Linked DNA regions of Mus musculus: region 1 is linked to region 2. The links are chromatin loops, found by intact Hi-C in ENCODE. Cell type or tissue: heart. All regions are shown on one strand. Links, peaks and the distances in the headings refer to the core of each region. The heading gives the core; the rest is flanking DNA.

Evidence for each region. Peaks named below come from ENCODE experiments on the same cell type or tissue, not always from the same donor. Only the 100,000 strongest peaks of a DNase experiment are listed, where the experiment ranks them.
Region 1: it touches region 2 in a loop (1.8-fold over the local background); 4 of 42 quality-filtered maps call a loop at or near these places.

What each region holds. Positions count from the first base shown.
Region 1 is chr6:91,211,444-91,214,346 of GRCm38, reverse strand. It overlaps Fbln2 (fibulin 2), which reads right to left and starts at 1,583. Exons shown (of 18, transcript NM_007992.2): 1 at 1,447-1,583. In heart, for the core only: no CTCF peak of the experiment used is centred there; DNase peaks (open chromatin) are centred at 395, 816 and 1,586; H3K4me3 peaks cover 1,710 bases; H3K27ac peaks cover 1,748 bases; H3K27me3 peaks cover 947 bases.
Region 2 is chr6:91,258,443-91,261,345 of GRCm38, reverse strand. It overlaps Fbln2 (fibulin 2), which reads right to left. Exons shown (of 18, transcript NM_007992.2): 9 at 1,576-1,716. Among named protein-coding and RNA genes, the nearest start is that of Fbln2, 47 kb to the right of the region's middle. In heart, for the core only: no CTCF peak of the experiment used is centred there; DNase peaks (open chromatin) are centred at 655 and 1,275; H3K27me3 peaks cover 337 bases.

The sequences.
Region 1 (2,903 bases), core at 157-2,656, 47 kb after region 2:
CAACCAAAGGTGCCCCTGGCCCATCCCTAAGGGAAGGCAGCCAGCAGCACTGGTTGAAGCACTCCACAAAAGCATATGAATCCTAACCACCAGAGCTTGCTTTTTTTTTTTTTTTTTTTTCAAGAAAAGACGGAAATCCGGACTTTTCTGTGAAAGCTGCCAGTTAGTAAATGCTGGCAGCTAATTAAATTTTTAAAAACAATAATAGCATACTGAGAGCCAAGCAAAACATGCAGAGCTAGTCACAGCCGGGGCTGGCGGGTCTGCACCTCCAGTCAGATGCTTTCTACATACTACATGAAGGGGTGGGCGGGAAGACAAGAGGTACCCACCCTTGGCAACATCTCCCATCCTGCCTTTCCTCTTGGGGGTCCTGCACACACACACACACACACACACATACTTGGCACCTCTGGAAGGTGAGGCGAGAGCTCCGATCATTCCATCACAAATATGTATTAGCTCCACTCAATGCCAAGCCCAGGGAGCCCTCTGCTGCCACCCACCCACGTCACCCAAGCTCTCCTGGAGAGGGTCAGGTTCAGCATCCTCTGAGCAACAAGGACCCACACACCACAAATTCCTTTTTGTCTCTCTGGCCAGTCATAGAACACCTGCTGGCTCAGACCAACTTCGGACTGGTCCAAGTGGCCATCACCGTGAAGCAGATGGGCACGATCTCAGGCTGGCTGAGGAAGAAAGGATGGACTCTTGCCTAGGAGAGGGGGGGCGGGGAAACAAGAGGTGGTGAGGAGCCAAGCCCACCCCTGAAGACTTAGCCCCTCCTGGGCCCCCTAGGCCACTCCAAGAGTGAGCCAAGACTAACACCAGCAGCCACCTCCTTCTCTCTAGGCTGAGGCTCCCACTCAGCAGGGGAACCGCAGATGCTAGGGACCATGACTCTGTCTGTGAACCTGAGTGTGGGGCCCTCTGTGTCCAACACAGGCCCGTGTGGGAGATGTGTGTGGAATAGCGGATGGAGATAAGCGAAGCATTGAACCAACCGGCACTGAACCAAACTTTCTATGGATGTCGAACGCACACGTGCCTAACACGGACACATATGCATGTCTGAAGGATGCCTAAAACATGCAAGTGTGTGTGAAAGCACTCACGTGCAGAGGGATGTGGGAGAAGTGAACGTGCACAGCCCCTGCACGAGAGATTCTGGGCTGGGTGTTGGGGTGGCCTGTGCCTCTGCAGAGCTTGCAGTAACTTCTGCTAGTGTGAGTGCATGTGTGGCAGTTTGTGACTGAGGGTGGGGTGGTACCAGACCGAGAGGCCCAATCTTTCCCGCCGGGGATGGGGGGCAGCTGGGGGAGTGACCCTGGGAGACCCTGAAGGACTAGTCTGGTGTCTGGAGAGCCAGAGAGACGAGCCAGCGATCAAGAGAACGTGACTGACCTAGAGGAAGCGCGGGGTGGAGATCGAAGGCTCTGTACTTACCCGGTGCTCTGTGTTGAGCTGCGCCGCCGTCAGTCTGTCCGCGCACCCGCCGTCGGTGAATCCAGAGTCCGGGTGGCGCGCGGCTCGGGGTTGGAGAAGAGCGGGACTAGCCAGGCCTTGAGACCCCGCCCCACAGGTCCCGCCTCAGGGCGGGGCCTCGATTTTGCTAAGACTTCGCCCAACCCAGTGCTCAACAAGCCCAAATAGGAGCCCAGGAGCCGGCGCTCTCCTGTCCGGGTCTCTGAGTCCCTCTTTCCACTCCCTCTCACCATGCTTTGGCTATATTGAGACTCAGATGTCTCAGTACTGCGCCACCCTTTAGCTTCTCCTCCTGGACCCAGCACCCTGTGATAGCCAGAGGTACCCAGGCTCAAAGCTGCCCAGGGACAGGTCTGCAGAAACTAGGCATGGGCATGCTCCCATCTTAGTTCTCCACTGTCTAGATCACCCTGCCCTTTTTCTTTTTTTCCTTTCTTTCTTTCTTTCTTTCTTTCTTTCTTTCTTTCTTTCTTTCTTTCTTTCTTTCTTTCTTTCTTTCTCCTCCTCCTCCTCCTCCTCCTCCTCCTCCTCCTCCTCCTCCTCCTCCTCCTTCTTCTTCTTCTTCTTCTTCTTCTTCTTCTTCTTCTTCTTCTCCTCCTCCTCCTCCTCCTCCTCCTCCTCCTCCTCCTCCTCCTCCTCCTCCTTCTTCTTCTTTTTTTATCCTGATTCAGTTGCCTGTACTATGGTGTGGCTTAGCCAATCCTCTTGACCTCTGTGGGTAGGGAGCTGTGGAGAACACTGTCATCCACAGCACAGTGCCCAAGAGGCAGTCAACACTCTGTAAGATATAAACTCAAAACATATCATTACTGGGCCCTTGGCTCCCTGCCCCCCAAATGACAGAGGTGTCTGGTCACCACTGTCCACTCTCAGCAGGCCCAGGGCCTGTGCATGGTAGAAAGTCAACAGTGAGCTTCACTGTCTGAGATCCAGGACTGCTAATCACCTCCCATACCTGCCAGAGATGGATGCCCCTATAGCCACTGCCCGTCATCCTAGGAGCAGCTGTGGCCCAAGAGTAAGACCCCATGGCCCAGAACAGGTGTGAGGCAGCCAAGAGCAAACAAAAAGACAGAGAAGGAAGCTATCTGCCCAGGGTTACATAGCTGCACCTAGAAAGAGCCAGGGAATTGTAGAGGAACCAGGATGGGTTGTGGAGAGCAGAGCTGAATGGAAAAGTCTGACCCAGCCTGCCTCTGTGGGCTCTTTCCACAAACGCCTCTCTCAGGGCCTTTGTGTATGCTGTTAACCTCTACCCGAACACCTCTCCCCCAGGAGCCTAGGGCTGGTGCATCCTTGTTTTGAGATAAAATATCCCCTTTCTGAGACCACATCAGAGCCCTTCTATCCTGCCACTTGGCTGCATTCTCTCCCTGGCTACCTTTTTGAGATTGGTTTATAAATGATCGTTTGTAGAA
Region 2 (2,903 bases), core at 161-2,660:
TTGTGGAGTGGGGAAACTAGGGCTCAGAGAGGTTATGGACTTCAGTGAAGCCACACTCATCCCAGCATGGTCCTGCTCCTCCCCTATCTGAGTTCCTGCACCTGAGCAGAGCAACTGCAGAACCCCCGAGCCCCCAAGTGATGTTGGCTTGAAGTGGGAGGAGAGTGACTGATAGCTTGTGCAGAATAAAGAGGGAAGCAATGCAGAGCTGGTTCATAAATCTTGCTGAATGGAATGTATCTTGGCTTTCTCATCCGTGGGCTCATCTTTCAGCCGCTAAGAACCCTGCAGCAGAGGTCATAGCTGCCAAGCCAGGGAGTGGCAAATGGGGGGACATCCTGAGAGGGGACCCACATGCCTCCCAGCGCACACACACACACACACAAACCCAGTCCACCCAGGAGGAACTGCCATCACTGGCAAGCACATCAGGAGGGCCATGTTGTACCGTGGGTGCAGCGAGGCAAACATGTCAGCCAGCACTGCTGCCCAGCGGTGCAGGGGAGGAAGAGGACATGTCCAGGCTGGACATGGTCCCCAAGCACAGGCAAGACAGACAGGACTCTGGCCGCAAGCCCTGAGCACTGTGTGCCCTGGTCCCACCTCCACACCTCTGTCCCAACTGTCTTCAAAACTGTCCTGTTTTGTGGCTTTTCCCATCGCCAATTCCCACCCATCCTTGGGAATAGGTGGAGCTATTCCTCTTTCCTCTGGGTGCCAGTTGGCAAGAGTGAAGTCTCCCTTTGCCTGTTTCCCCATCATTGCATCAGCCAGTCTGCCTGACTTCTCCTCTACTCAGTGTTATCTCTGAGATGCAGGAAGCCAGGGCTTACATTTTTTCCTCAGTGAGAATACCAGGTAACTCAGACACAAGACAGTATGGAGTCCTTCCTTGTCCACAGAACTCCAGAATCCCAGCCCCGGCCTATTCAGGCATAGATAGACAAGAGGCCCAGCCACGTGCAGGTTTACACAGGGCTCACATCTTCCTTGTCCATTGAAGGAAGGCTCAGAGGGGAAAGTAACATTTGTTCAGGGTCACACAGCAAATGGATGTTGAACTGGGCCAGCTGGACCAGGACAATCTACTTGCCTCTCGGGAGATCCCAGATAAATCTACAAGCAAGCTAAGTGGCCGAGGTAACAGGATGTGTGACCCAGACTATGTGCACACGGCACATGCACCCGAATCCTCGTCGCTGTCAGTAGCTTCCAATAACTGAGAAAAGACAAGAGCCAGAGCCACTGGGGTCCTGCCTCCCACCCAGGCCTCCCTGCTTCCACACTGCTACATGGCCCTGCTGTCCACATCTGGCCTTCCTGTCTCTGGCCCATCCCTGAGACATCCCATTAGCTTTCTGAGTCACGGGCATATCTGGGAACACAGCCATGGAGAACAAGCGGGACAAGACACCAGGACACGAGGGTATGACACAGAGCTCGGCAGGCTGCTGTGTGGGAGCTCACATGCAAAGGGTAGTAGGCCCTTTAGCATGTGGCACTATGTGGTGGGTTGGCGTGGAGCAGAGCAGACAGCCGTGACGTGGGCGGCGGCAGGCAGGGGCTCTAGCTTACCCACACACTTCCTATGTGCGTTGAGGATATAGCCCTCTGCACACAGCACTGTGTGGTTGACACAGTAGAAGGATCCCAGGGTGTTCACACAGAACTGTTTCCAGCTACAATCGTGAGTGCCCATCAAACACTCGTCTTGGTCTAATGACAGCCACGGAAGGAAAAACAGAAGGCTGTTAGAGAGGCGTGTCTGCCAGGGGCATCCGGGGAGAGAGAGATAAAGAACCTGTGTGCGCCTGTCAGGGGGCAGCTGAACCTTAGACCCAAGTTGAGTTTGTAAAACTCAAAGATGTTAGAGCTGCCCCTACTGCCCAGTAAGGGCAGATGGAGAGAGACTCAGAGAGGATAAGCAGCCAGCCCAGAGTAAACCCCAGGCAGCAAACTTTCCCCAACCCATGCTTGGTAATAATGCCCAAGTCTACAGCAACCAAAGAGATAACAACAGTAGGGTCTGAAATTTCAAGGGCTCTGGGGTTCCAGGCCAGTATCATTCACAGAAGGGGATGGGGAGGAGGGCTCCAGAGGCTGCCAGGCTAAGGCTATACAGAAGGGCCTCCATGAAAAGAAGCTTTATGAAGTTTCTCCAGAAACTCAAATCTGGAGATATTTTTAAAATCCTCAGGCTGTCCCAGCAGAGAATCCCTGTGATTATTCCTGAGAACAAAAGGAGACAGGCCTCCTCCTGTGTGGGAGCTGTACATGCCCTCACAGGTGTGTCTTTGCAGCCTCTGCCCTGTTCCCCTCCACTCTTCCTGCTGCAGTGCGCCAGTGTCTGGCAGAGGCAGTAGACTGGGCCTCGGGCAGCAGGTCCCTGAGAGGGGTCAGAGCTGAGAGCCCTGGGGAGAATCAGAGCTCAAAGAACACATTATCCCCTGGGTCTGTTGTCTCCATCATCAGAGAGAAAGGCCAATCAGTTGTCACCAGGCTCTGTGCTTTAGCACCTTCTCTGGACTCACTGGAGGGTGTCAGTTACATACAGAGCCTCTAGAGTATGTGGGATGTGAGCTTCAGAGAAGAACGTGGGCATCCTTTTGGACAAGCCTGATCATTCTATGCAGATATTCAGACCATGCCTTCTGAGCCTGAGCCCATACATATCCTAGACTTGGCTCTCTATCCTGCTTCTGCTAAGACAGGAGGGGTAAGATCCTAGGACCCTCAAACTAGTTCAAACAAAACTCACTGAGGAAGCCAACCAATAGGCGTCAGAACCACTGTTCCCGTTGTATACTGTGTACTGAGAGGTCCTATCTACATGACATTGGTGGCGGTGAGCTTCCTCTGCCAGTCACAATGACATGAAGAGTGATGTTCTTCACTGTGACTGG